2 separate regions of the Homo sapiens genome follow, and region 2 is linked to region 1. The links are chromatin contacts, found by Hi-C in ENCODE. All regions are on one chromosome and are shown on one strand. The core of a region is the stretch at or near the end of the contact, and the rest is flanking DNA. Distances in the headings are between cores, read along the strand shown.

Region 1 (6,382 bases), core at 1,805-4,304:
ATAAATAAATAAATAAAGACGACGAGGCTGGCCACCTATAGCAGGACTCACTCACCATGGCTCGTCTTGCGTTCAATCTTGGGGAGACCGAGGTGACACAGCCAGCATCCTAATGTCAATCGAGGGATTTTCCGTTTAGGGGTGTGGCACCCTCTGGGGCTCCCAGAGGGGGTGACAATGTGCCTTTCCCTTGGACATATCAATTCCTTCTGTGTCCGCATCCCACCTTCCTGGTCTTTTCTCTTACATGCCTGACAGCAGGGCCCATCTCTTCCTTCCTAAAGTTACTGACGTGGCTGCTGGGGGGACTCTTCCTCCCTCTCTAATTGCTGGGTTTCAATCTGCTGCAGGAGTGGCTGTGAGGATCTTGTACTGAGCACTCACTTTGGACCAGGCGCTGTTCTATGCTTCACATGTTTCATGTCACTTAATCCCTCTAACAAACCAAAAAGGAAAATTCTATGATCGCCCTCATTTAACAGAGGAAAACAGAGGCTCCTGCGAGAGATTGGGCAGGATGGGTCAGAAGAACAAGCCACAGGGGCAATATTCTAGGCCATGGGGCCAGCCTGAGCCAAGGTGAGAGAGAAACCGTGTGGGTAGAGGCTGTGGGGGAAAAGCAGGTGGATCCATTCATTAGAGTTTAAGAGGCATGGGAGGTGAGAAATATAGTAGTGAAGGATGGCATCAGATCATGGGAGGCCATGAGGACACCAAGAACTAAGAAATTTCGATTCTATAAAGGAGAAGAAACCATCAGTGGATTCTGAGCCAGGGAGAAGTCACAATCAGGGCTGTGCTTTGTAGAAATCATCATGATACCAGGGTATAAAAAGGTCAAATGTGAGGGAGAAACTAGAGGGAGGAAACCGGCTATAGAATCCCCCCCACCTTCTTTCTCTCTCCCCCCTCTCACCCATCATAAAAACAAGAGAAAGGCAATGCTCAAGCCTACACTTGCAAAATGGTCCCAAACCAGCCATGAAGAGGAGGCAAGAGCATCACATCCAGCGGTGGGGAGTCCCCCACCGGCAGCTGAGTTATTTGCATCTTCTCTCTGCAGTGTGGGAGGAGAGGCCGGGTGACGAATCCACACACTCGCTTTTGAGGTCAGACATGCTACAGAAATAGACAGGACCAAGATACTTTTCTGTTCTTGGAGATGGGCTCTCACCCATAAGAAGGTAAAAGCGGGCCGGGCACGGTGGCTCACACCTGTAATCCCAACACTTTGGGAGGCCGAGGCAGGTGGATGACCTGAGGTCAGGAGTTTGAGACTAGCATGGCCAACATGGCAAAACCCCACCTCTACTAAAAATACAAAAATTAGCCAGGCGTGGTGGTGTGCGCCTGTAATCCCAGCTACCAGGGAGGCTGAGACAGGAGAATTGCTTGAACTCAGGAGGCAGAGGTTGCAGTGAGCCAAGATCGTGCAGCTGCACTCCGGCCTGAGTGACAGAGCAAGACTGCCTAAAAAAAAAAAAAAAAAAGAAGAAGGTAAAAGCAAAACTTCATTTGAACCTAGATGGCCAAGACCTTCACCTTCAGTCCTTACAGGTTTGTGAAATTAAAATGGCCATGAAAGCTTTCATAGCCTGTGACTCCTCAGTTTTGTAACAGCAAAGAGGGGACAGTTTTGATGCTGTTAAACATTAACAGCCGTCTCCGACACCACTTTGACATTGCATCACACAGACGAACAGATACAATCACAGACAACAATGCATCACTCCAGGCAACACACAGAAATCACTGTCATTGCAAATCCCAGTAGGGCCCCCAGCCAAGGGCAAGGGACCTTTCCGGGCCATTACAAACCAGGAGGCTGATCTGCTGTGGCCTGACCTCAGCAGAACACACTAGTCCTGCAGACATTTAATTCTTTAGGATTCCCCAAAGTTAATCTCTCAGAGTATGGAAGACTCACGAATACATTCTAAGGGTTTACTGTTTGGGTTCATCCTAGCATCTCAATCCAGAAGTCACTTTGGTTTTCCTTTATTAACCATCCTTAGTGATTAGCGTTGGCCGTGAAAAACACGCTACTGGTCTCTCCTTGTGGCCTCTGCAAATAGATAGGTTGCTACATATGAAGCCACACACACGAACGGCAGACAGCAGAGAATCCGTGATCCCAAAGCAAAAAGACTGATGATATTTCCACCAACCTGAGTTTTCCTGAGTTCAACGGCATCAGATAAGACCAACCCTCTTATTATTTTTTTCGTTTCAGTCAAGTTGAAAACTGTCAACCAAAATAGGCCTTATTTGCTGTAGGCCCTTGTCCTCTGTAGGATGAATTGGGTTGTCTTAAAATGATAATTAATAGGCCGAGCACGGTGGCTCATGCCTGTAATCCTAGCACGTTGGGAAGCCAAGACGGGCAGATCATGAGGTCACGAGTTCAAAACCAGCCTGGCCAATATTGTGAAATCCTGTCTCTATTAAAAATACGAAAATTAGCTGGGCGTGGTGGCACGTGCCTGTAGTCCCAGCTACTTGGGAAGCTGAGGCAGTAGAATCACTTGAACCTGGGAGGCAGAGGTTGCAGTGAGCTGAGATAGTGCCACCGCACTCCGGCCTGGGTGACAGAGCGAGACTCCGTCAAAAAAAAAAAAAAAAAAAAAAAGATAATTAATAAGAAAACACATCTGGGTAGGGTGATGACTCACTTTTGTAACTGCTTCACAGTCATGAACGGAAAAATTATTCATCAGCCCAAGCAGTCTCTAGGGTACAGGGTCTCAGGGACGCCCCCTTCCTCCATACGTGGCCCCCTGTCTGCATGATCAATCAACCAACTAATAGTTACTAACTACCCTTTCCTGAATCCTGTGTGGGATGCAGGCAGGTATTGTATGTAGGACCTGACTCCTAAAATTCGGAAGCTAAGTCGCAAACATGGGCAAAAAAAAGGAATAAGTATCAAAGGAGTCTTCAACAGTGCCAAATGCTATGTGATAAGCTGGCAGACAATAAGAGCTTTCAGAATCCAGAGGAGGGCGAGGTCACTCTTGGCTGGGATGGTACAGGGAGGCTTCCCAAAAGATAAAGAACTTGCCTCACAGCAGGGATAAAAAACAAGGGCTTGACTGGAGCCCGAGGAACATGATGTACGAAGCAGAATAAGGTTTGATAAAGGACGGGACATAAGGAAATGAGAGACAGCGAAGTTGATTCGGAAGGAAATGACAGAAGTTCGAACCAGTAACTCGAAGAGATGTGGCTATGGTGACAGCCAGTTTAGGGGGATGCAGTAGAGTCTGTTGACCATGGATCCAAGTTCAAAGTGTTCGGTGGGGAGTAGGGGTGAGTCTGGCCCTTGGCACATGGAGCTGGAGCTGGAGGCATCTGCTCAGAGATGGTGGTGAGATCCTACAGGCTGACAAGGAGTTCACAGAGAAAGAAAGGACCTTGAGCTGAACCTTGGGGCATGCTCTTGCTTAAGCAGTGGGAGAAGAATTATTCTCCCCCAGCATGCCTCAGGCCCAATCCCTCCCTCTCCTGTGCCTTTCATTAGTGCATGCAACACCCCCAGGGCCCCTCTCCAAGACTTTCAAAGGCAAGAACCAGGTCTTCATCTTTTTCACCTCTAACCAGACTAGTGCTCAACACTCAGGGGCTACATGGGGAATGAACGATGTGAGTTCTGAGAATCAGGCAGAGAAACCAAATGAAGAGGGGGGATACAAGAAGAAATAAGTACAGCTGACCCTTGAACAACACGAGGGTTTAGAGGTGCTAACCCCCATCTCCCCATGTGGTTGAAAATCTGTACCTAACTTTTGACTCCCTCAAAAGTTAACTACTAACAACCTACTGCTGACTAGAAGCCTTAGCGATAACCTAAACAGTTGATAAACATGTATTCTGTATGTTATCCATATTACAGACTTTATTCCTAAAGTAAGCTAGAGAAAAATAAAATGTTAAGAAAATCATAAGGGGCCGGGCACAGTAGCTCACACCTATAATCCCAACACCTTGGGAGGCTGAAGTGGGAGGATGGCTTGAGCCCAGGAGTTCGAGACCAGCCTGGGCAGTCTGGTGAGTGAGAGCCCATCTCTACAAAAATAAGTGAAGATAAAAAATAAAAATAAATTAACCTGGCATGGTGCATGCCTGTAGACCCAGCTACTAGGCAGACTGAGGCAAGAGTATTCTTGAACCCTGGAAGTTGAGGCTGTAGTGAGCCAAGATTGCTCCACTGCACTCCAGCCTGGGCAACAGAGTGAGACCCTGTCTCTAAATAAATAAATAAAATCATAAGAAAGAGAAAATACACCTACAGTACTGTACTGTATTTACTGATGCCATAAGTTTACATCATCTGTTTAAAAGATGAAACCTTTGAAATGGTGGCAGCAGCAGCTGCAGACGTCAGTCTACGGTACCTGACAAGCAATTGAACTTTTTCTTGTAATGTCAGGACTTTTCTCTGCTTCTGGGGAATGCTTTCAGCATCACTAGTGGCACACTCTATGGGTCCCATGGTGTTATTCGAGGCTTATGGCATTGCACTAAACATGATGAAAAATACATAGAACAGTGAGGGCTTACATTTTACTGCGATACCCAATTTACTGGAGTGATGAACTGTTCATCCAGGGCTGATCAGCATCACATGACAAGCCGATGCTCTCAACACCTGAGCTCACTGCAATAACAACTAGGGGTGGCCATGAAGTTACTACAGTATATACTATGGCTAGTTTTATGCAGTTATGATTAATACTACATCTTTGCCTTTGTTTACATTTTGCTTAAATATGAATGGTGCCATACACAGTCTGAGTGTTTGTGTGGGTAAAATTTTAAAAATTTTAACTTTCTGTAGATTTGTATGTATTTTGTGGTAGTAAATGATAAACTAGTATCGAATATATTTTATGTATTCACGGCATGTCTAACATTTTCTAAATTTTTTTGGTATTTCTAGACTAGGTAGTCTGTCTTCAATTTTTTTCAAATTATCACAAATCTCCAAAAATATTTTCCAATATATTAATTGAAAAGAATCCACATATAAGTAGATCTGTGCAGTTCAAATCCATTGTCTGAGGGTCAACTGTAGTTAAGAGTGTCCGGCCAGGCGCGGTGGCTCACGCCTGTAATCCCAGCACTTTGGGAGGCCGAGGCGGGCGGATCATGAGGTCAGGAGATGGAGACCATCCTGGCTAACATGGTGAAACTCCATCTCTACTGAAAATACAAAAAATTAGCTGGGCATGGTGGTGGGCACCTGTAATCCCAGCTACTAGGGAGGCTGAGGCAGGAGAATCACTTCATCTTGGCAGTGAGCAGAGATCGTGCCACTGCACTCCAGCCCGGGCGACAGAGCGAGACTCCATCTCAAAAAAAAAAAAAAAAAAAAGTGTCCAAGTGAGATGCCAAAGAAAATGCTCGCTGAATACAGAAAGGGTGTGTCTCATTTATCTTGGAAAGAGAAATATGGAAGAGTGATGGGTGTAGACTTGGATCACAGGCACACAAGGACCTATGAGCATAGGATGCAAAGGGAAGCAAGATCTTTAGATAAGATGCCATTAAAGAAGAGAACAAGAAAGAGGACAGGCCATAGACTGTGGCTGGCTCCAGACCAAGGGCTGTGCTGGGCAGAGGGCTCCCGTGAGGTGACTGCAGCCAGTTTCTTGTACATATCATGGTAGAGTCCTAGGACCCTTATAAAATTTCTATGTGTCCCACCCCATAAAAGATTCCTAGTATTGGCCGGGTGTGGTGGCTCACGCCTGTAATCCCAGCATTTTGGGAGGCCGAGGCAGGTGGATCACCTGAAGTCAGGAGTTCAAGGCCAGCCTGGCCAACATGGTGAAACCCCGTCTCTACTAAAAATATAAAAATTAGCTGAGTGTGGTGGTGGTCGCCTGTAATCCCAGCTACTCAGCAGGCTGAGACAGGAGAATTGCTTGAACCCAGGAGACAGAGATTGCAGTGAGCTGAGATCGCGCCATTGCACTCCAGCCTAGGCGACAGAGTGAGACGCTATCTCAAAAAAAATTCCCAAGTATCAAGTGGACATATCAGAAACGGCACCCAGTTGAAAAGGCCTCCAAACAGCCCTGATTCTAAGAGATCCCACAGCTTGGTTTCCCCTTCCTGCAGTCATTCATATCCCACTGTGACACCTTGTTCCATCCATCACTGTGTACCAGCCGCACTATTATTTACTCAATATTTTTTTCGAACTGACTTATATCCCACTGAAATGTAGTCTGGCCCTAAGCAATAATATCTATGAAATCACAGATTTGATTTGGTTTCTTTCTACTACACACTAAAATAAATATAACTTTAAAACTGTCATCTCCACATGATCTAAAATTATCTCACGGATCCTTAGTTGGAAACTCAGCACACTTTG
Region 2 (7,002 bases), core at 2,195-4,694, 6.9 Mb after region 1:
ACACTTGGCCTGTGTTCAGTGACAGCACCCAAATCCCTATCTGCAGTCTGGGCCTCCTGGGCTTCAGAACTGAGGATCCATTGGCCTCCTCTGTGTCTCCTCTAGGATTCCTAGCGGGCATCTCAGTCTTAGCACAGCTTCACCAAAGTAAGCGTCTACTTCAGCTCCACGACCTGCTGTGTCTCAGCCATCCTGGTCTCAGAGGCTGGCATCCATTCTTCTGGTGGCCCAGGCCCTGCTGTGGTCTGAATGTGTCCCCCAAAATTCATGTGTTGGAAACCTAAACCCCAATGCAACAGTGTTAGGAGGTGTGGTCTTTGGGGAGGTGTCAGGTCAGGAGGGCTCCACCCTCAGGAATGGATTAATGCTGCTATAAAGAGGCTTGTGGGAATGGGCTCTCCATTCTCCTGCTCTTCCACCATGTGAGGGCTCAGTTCATCCCTTTTTGTCTTTCCACCTTCTGTCATGTGAGGATCCAGCAAGATGGTCCACACCAAATGTTGGCACCTTGATCTTGGACTTCCAGCCTTTAGAACAGTAAGAAATAGATTCCTATTCTATGTAAATTACCCAATCTCGGGAATTCTGTTACAGCAGCACAAAATGGACCAAGGCAAATATTGGTACCCAGAATGTGGCTGCTGTAACAAACGCCTAAAAACGTGAAAGCAGCTTTGGAACTGAGTAATGGGCAGAGGCTGGGACAGGATGGAAGTGCATGCCAGGAAGAGCCTGTATTGCCATGAACAGCCCATTGAGGGTGATCCTAGTGAGGGCTCAGAAGAGGACAGCTGTAGGGAAAGCTGGAATCTCCTTAGAGATTACTTGAGTGTTCATGAAGAGAATGCTGGTAGAAATATGGACAGTACAGGCCATTCTGATGAGGTCTCAGATGGAAATGAGGAACAGGGTATTAAAAACAGGAGGGAAAGTGATACTTGTTCCAGAGTGGAAAAGAACTGGGCTGAATTATGTCCATGTGCTAGGACTTCATGGAAGGCAGAACTTAAGAGTGATGAACTATGACTAGGCACAGTGGCTCATGCCTGTAATCCTAGCACTTTGGGAGGCCATGACAGGAGGATCATTTGAGGCTAGGAGTTCAAGGCCAACCTGGGCAACATAAGAAGACCCTGTCTCTACAAAATTTTTAAAAAATTAGCAGGCATGGTGGCATATGTCTGTAGACCCAGCTACTCAGGAGGCTGAGGCAGGAGGATCACTTGAACACAAGGGTTCAAGGCTATAGTGAGCTATGATCGTGCCACTGCACTCCAGCCTGGGTGACAGAGTGAGACCCTGTATCAAAAAAACAAAAAAAAAATTGAAAAATTAATGAACTAGATATGTGGCAGAAAAAACCTCTAAGCAGCAAAGTGTGCAGGATGCTGTACATCCTCTCTTAGCTGCTCATAGTAAAATGCGAGAGGACAAATGATTTAAAGACGGAATGTATAACCACAAGCGAAGCAGAACACAAAGATTTGGAAAATTCTCAGCCTGGCCGCATAAAGAATAAAAAGGTGTGTTAAGGAGAAAATACCAAGGGTATGGCCAAGAGCCCATGTGATAAGGAGATGAGTATGGCTAGAAAGAAGCCAGGTGCTGTTCATCAAGACAGTGGGAGAAAGACTCTGAAGGGATTTGAGAGATCTGGATGACTCATCTCATCATAAGCCCAGGGCCCTTGGAGCTTGAGGGCAGAATGATTTGGGGGGATGGGCCAGGGGCTGGCTGCCTTGGGTCTCTACTCCTTGTGTTTTGGCACGATGCTCCTTGGCCACCCCAGCTGTGGCTCAAATGGGCCCAGGTGTGGCTTGGGCTGCTGCTCCAAAGGGTGCAAGCTGTGAGCCTTGGCAGCATGCATGTGTTGCTAATTCTGCAGGCACACAGAGTGCAAGAGCTTTGGGGGTATGGCTGCCTCCCCTTGAATTCAAAGAATGCCACAGAGGGATAGCCCCCATTAGGGCAATGCCCACCAGAATTGTGAGGTTGGGTCTAAAACTAAGACAGGCCCTAAGTACCCGGAGTCATCCTTGACTTCTCTTTCTCTCCCTGTCTCCTTCCCTTCCACCAATCCATTAGCAAACACTGTTGGCTTTACGTTCAAAATATGACCAAAATCATCTGAGCACTTACCACCTTCAGGCCTGCTTCAAGCCACCCCCTACCAGCCCCTTCTCAGAGGCCCCCCCACCCCCAGGTGCCATGTACTCTGTTAGCACCTGAGCCACAGCTGAGCCCTCCACTGCCCAGGAACCTCTGCCACTCCCCAGCTGCTCTGACTAAACACTGGATCTTTATAATGGCCCTGGGCCTTGAACCTGGGCCTTCTCTCCCTGAGCCCTCTGCCACTCTCCCCTGCTCACACCAGGCCAATGCTGACAACTTCCCCTCTGTGCTGTTCCGCTGCCTGGAATGCTCTCTGCCCAGATGTGTGCTTGGGTGACTGCTTGCCTCCCAGGAAGCTTGCCCAAATCTTGCCTCCTCAGTTAGGACAGCCCCGGCCATTCATCTCAAAGGCAAGGGGCACAGAGTATGGGCTCAGTACACGTATGGGGGAGGAGGGAGGGAGGGAGGTGGAGAGGGAGGAGGAGGAAGGGAGGAATGCACAGGCCATTTCATTCCAGCGAGAACAGGTCACAAGGCACACCCAAAAGCAACCCGGGTGGTACAAAACTAAAGATGACCGAAGGCCACCATGAACAGGCGGGAGAGGGCAGCTCTGTTCATCACCCCTGGGGCAGATGTGGAGACTCCAGATGTGTCACATCTGGACAGCCCCTTCTCTGCCCCTTCCTACCCCCTGCCCCGCCCATCCACCAGGGGTTCAAGACAATACAGGAGACAGTTGTCCTCCTCCCAGGACCCTGAGAATGGCTGGGGCTGGGGAAGATGCTCAGTGGCCTTTGAAACTCAGCTTAATTTTGCGCCAAACGGGTGACCCTGCCACCCCCATGAAAAGGCAGAGCACTAGAATGAGAGTCCAGACTATGGACTCTAGTCCTCTTGATGTCCCAAGCTCAGCATGTGACCTCAGACTAGGCACTTAGCCTCTGTGGGCCTCAGTTTCCCCTTCTGTCCAAATCAGGGGGGTTGGAATGTGGTCACCCAACTAAAAGCCCACTCTATACACTGAGCGTCTACAAATACAAGGAACACAGAGTTGATTTGTTAGGAAACCCATCACGTCCATCCTGACCTAGATGGGTTTCACTCTGACGTTGTGCAGTCAAATGCTCTACCCCTGAGCTACACCCCCTACTCTGACGTTGTGACCGCTGCACCTGGGCTGATTGTACCCCAGACCAGGGGCAATGTCACCTGGCACCACCCTTTCCCACTACTCTTCCCTCTCGAGAGAGACTGGGGTTTCACACAGAGCAGTCGAGCCCCATAAATAGCAGCTGGCCACTCACAGGCCAACCCTCCCAGGCCCCAAAAAGGAAGTGAGAGACAGGCAGACACTTCTGTTCTTCCTGCAGAAAGTGCTGCTTCTGCAGTGACTCGTCAGATGCTCCCCAGAGCCCAGCACAGACCCGGCTCCACCCACTTCTGTGGGTTGGCCAGATGAGTGAGAAACACAGGCACAGCCAACGAGAGGGAGCTGAGGCCGGACCCAGGAGTCTTTTTCCTATGGTAGGGGATATCTCTGTGTGAGGAAGCCCCATGGGGAGTCCTTGGGTGAGTTGCCAGGAGGAGGTGACTCAGGATAAATTCCCTTAGGAGGTGCCTTCACTTCTAGATCCAAAGAGTCATCCCCTACCTCCTTAGGGTAAAACTAGATTTTGAGTATCACGGTGTTTGTGGATAACCTGGCCCCAGTGAGTCCCCTTGCAAGGGCCTTTGGAGATGCTTCTGCACATGGACACTAGGAGCCATGAGCAGAGACAGTCCCTGCAGCAGCATCTGAAACCATGAACCCCAGGAAGACAACGTGGCACTGTTTTTGTCAGCCCTGCCTACGCTTTGCTAAAGTCTGTCCATTCAGCTCTTTTTCATGTTGACCGCACCACTGTTTCCTGCCCAGGTCCTGCCTGATATAGTAACCGGGAAAGGGATGAATGTGATGCAATGTGCTCTTGTAATGGAGCATCACAGAACAGGTCAAAGACACAAGCCACACAGCAACGAGCGCGGACAGGCAGGGCAGAGCACAGCTGCACGTAAGTACATTTTAAACACGGACCCCAACATAGCACTAGACATTGTTCATAATGCCTCCCTACATATGTAAAACACAAAAGTGGATTGGAGACACACAGAGGGGAGACTGCAGGCACCTCAGCCTCTCATCCCTCTTCTCATCAGGCCATTTCTGCTCTGCACCAGCGGTTCTCAACCAAAGTGCTTCTGCCTTCACTGTCAGGAGACATGTGGCCATGCTGGGGACATCTGGGGTGTCTCAATGATGGGGGTGGGAGGGATTGCTACTGGCATCTGGGGGTAGAGGCCAGGGATGTTCCCAACCATCCTAGGATGCAAGGGACAGCCCCACCACAAAGCAGGTGTGGCCCCAGCTCGTTCACAGCTGTCTACTTCCTCCTGGCGTAGCTGTGCAACTTGTACAACCACAAGCAACACGTATTTGTTTTACAAGGAACTCACTGGAGACAGCACCCAGTCTGAGAACTTTGTACTATGGAAGGGTTTTGTTTTTGAAAACCGAAATTACAGAATAAATTACAGAGAGAGAGAGAGCAAGAGCGAGAGCGAGAGAGTAAGAGAGAGAGAGAAACTTCACCATATGGGTTCAAATGAGCAACCTGGGTATTCTTGGCTCCTGGTGGAAAGGGAGGTGCTAATCTCAGGTGGGCCCACCTGCTGTGGCATGGGGCTTGGTTTTGAGCTGCTCCTTCCACTCCTGGCACAGGAGGAGCAGATGTTTAGGGCGGCCACGTGACTAACTGGGCAGCCAAGACCAAGACTCCTGTGCACGCTGAAACTCACGTTCTCAGTGGAAAGGAAAGATCTGCTGACCGCTCACTCAGGATGAGGGGTGTGGTGAGTCAGCCGTGGGGCCTCTGTGTGGCCCAGACCAAACAGCTGGTTTTGGGCATGGCAGAAGTCAATGAGGCAAGGCCCTGATGGGTAGCGCTGACCTGAGTGCTACCTGGCTAAAGCCAAGGAGGAGCCATGCGGCAGAATCCGTTCATGCAGCTCGCATGCTACAAGTGGCTGCTAGTGTCTTGTGGAGATTTAAACTTAAAATCTTGCTTCTCAGCCCCATCAGGTACATTTCAGGTGCTCAGCAGTGCACTTGTGCTTTGTGGCTGCCTTCTGGACAGCATGGATGCAGACCGCCTCCAACCATCCCAGAAAGTTCCATCACAGGCACTGAGCCAAAACTGGCCATGGTGATGGAGCTGCCAGGAGGGCGAAGCCCAATCTCACTTTGGTCAACATGGTCAACATGTCAGGGAAGGGTATCCAGGGACAGGTGCCCAGGGGCGGGTGCCCAGCTGCAGAAAGGTCTTCAGGGAACCTCCCTGCTCAGAGGCACTCTCTCAATGTCATCTCCTGCCTCCCAGCCCAATCACACTACATCCTGTCTTGGCTGCTCTCCTCCACTCTGCCCCAAGCCTGAAGCCATCTGTCCTTCCTCTAAGCTCCAGGAGTCTCTGGGAAGTGTTTATGGGTTAACTCTGTTGGAATGCACAGGGATTGCTCAGAATAAAGCTCACCAGCCTTTGTTGGCCTGGAGGCCCTGCCTGCCCTGCCTCTACTGCCTCTCTGTCCTCCCCCCTGGCTCTCTCCACCCCAGCCTAGGTTCCCCAAACACATCAGGCAGGGCCTGCTTGCGGCCTTTGCAGCTGCTGTTCCCTCTGCTCAGAATGCTCTTCCCCAACGCCCCCGGTCATCCCCCTGCCCCCCACTGCTTCAGTCAGATATCTCAAATATCACCTCATCAGAAAGCCTCCCATTCTAGCCGAAAGAGCTCAGGTATATGCACACTCACACACACACACACACACCCCCACACACATTCACACATGCACCACACTCACACACTCTGATTCTCACACACACTCACACACACCCTACATGCACACCCCACACGCCCCACAGGCACACTCTCCACACACTCACACACCCCACAGGCACACCCCCCAAACACACACACCCCACACACCCCACAGGCACCCCCCACACACTCACATACTCCACAGGCACACCCCCCAAACACACACCCCACACACCCCACAGGCACCCCACACACACTCACATACTCCACAGGCACACCCCCCAAACACACACCCCACACACCCCACAGGCAGCCCCCCACACAAACACACCCCATAGGCACAGCCCCCAAACACTCACACACCCCACACCCCCCACAGGCACCACACACACACTCACACACCCCACAGGCACACCCCACACATACTCATACACCCCACAGGCACACCCCCCAAACACACACTCCACACACCCCACAGGCACCCCCCACACACTCACACACCCCACGGGCACCCCACACACACTCACATACTCCACAGGCACACTCCCCCCCCCACACACACACACCCCACAGGCACCCCACACAGACATTCACACACCCCACAGGCACACCCCATACACACACACCCCCTGCGCACACGCCCACACCCGGACACAGCCCACAGGCTCCATGCGCCCCGCATGCCCATGCTGCCGGCAACCCGCTGTGATTTTCCTAAGCAGACGCCCCCTGGCGGCTGTCCCTCCACCGATGCTGGAGAAAGCTGGCACCCAGCAGCCGCTCCCAGGCTCAGGGGCCTGAACACCTCCTCTTCTCTTACCTGGCTGGGATTCATGCCAGCCAAGGGCCTCAGAGGGGATATGATGGGTTTCTGAGAGTCAGAGCCCTCGAATGGGGCTCCCAGCCCTATGCTTTGGTTTCCCCGGCTGTAGGAAACCCGTGTGGCAGGAGGACAGGTCACTGGACTCAGGATCAGACGAGCTGGGCTCCAGTCCCAACACTGTCCTGACTGGCTGTGTGACCTGGAGCAAGTTCAC

The links. Hi-C counts contacts between places; a loop is a spot of excess contacts on that map. Pooled maps may share reads with other maps.
Region 2: a loop to region 1 is called in a map with no recorded cell type, with 9 times the contacts of the local background. The contact joins the promoter of LINC02090 here to the enhancer-like site in region 1. A Hi-C loop is called at or near these places in 4 of 37 single-sample maps with no recorded cell type and 3 of 50 pooled maps.

Annotation. Positions count from the first base shown.
Region 1 is chr17:10,039,687-10,046,068 of GRCh38, forward strand. All of the region lies in intron 1 of GAS7 (growth arrest specific 7), which reads right to left. Among named protein-coding and RNA genes, the nearest start is that of RCVRN, 140 kb to the left of the region's middle. Within about 2 kb of position 3,055, at least 5 of the 41 ENCODE cell types and tissues checked have a DNase peak (open chromatin) inside an H3K27ac peak, as active enhancers do.
Region 2 is chr17:16,984,885-16,991,886 of GRCh38, forward strand. LINC02090 (long intergenic non-protein coding RNA 2090) reads left to right here and starts at 3,445. Exons shown (of 3, transcript NR_146886.1): 1 at 3,445-3,639; 2 at 4,031-4,166; 3 at 5,225-5,292. RefSeq lists enhancers at 2,105-2,935, 3,568-3,787.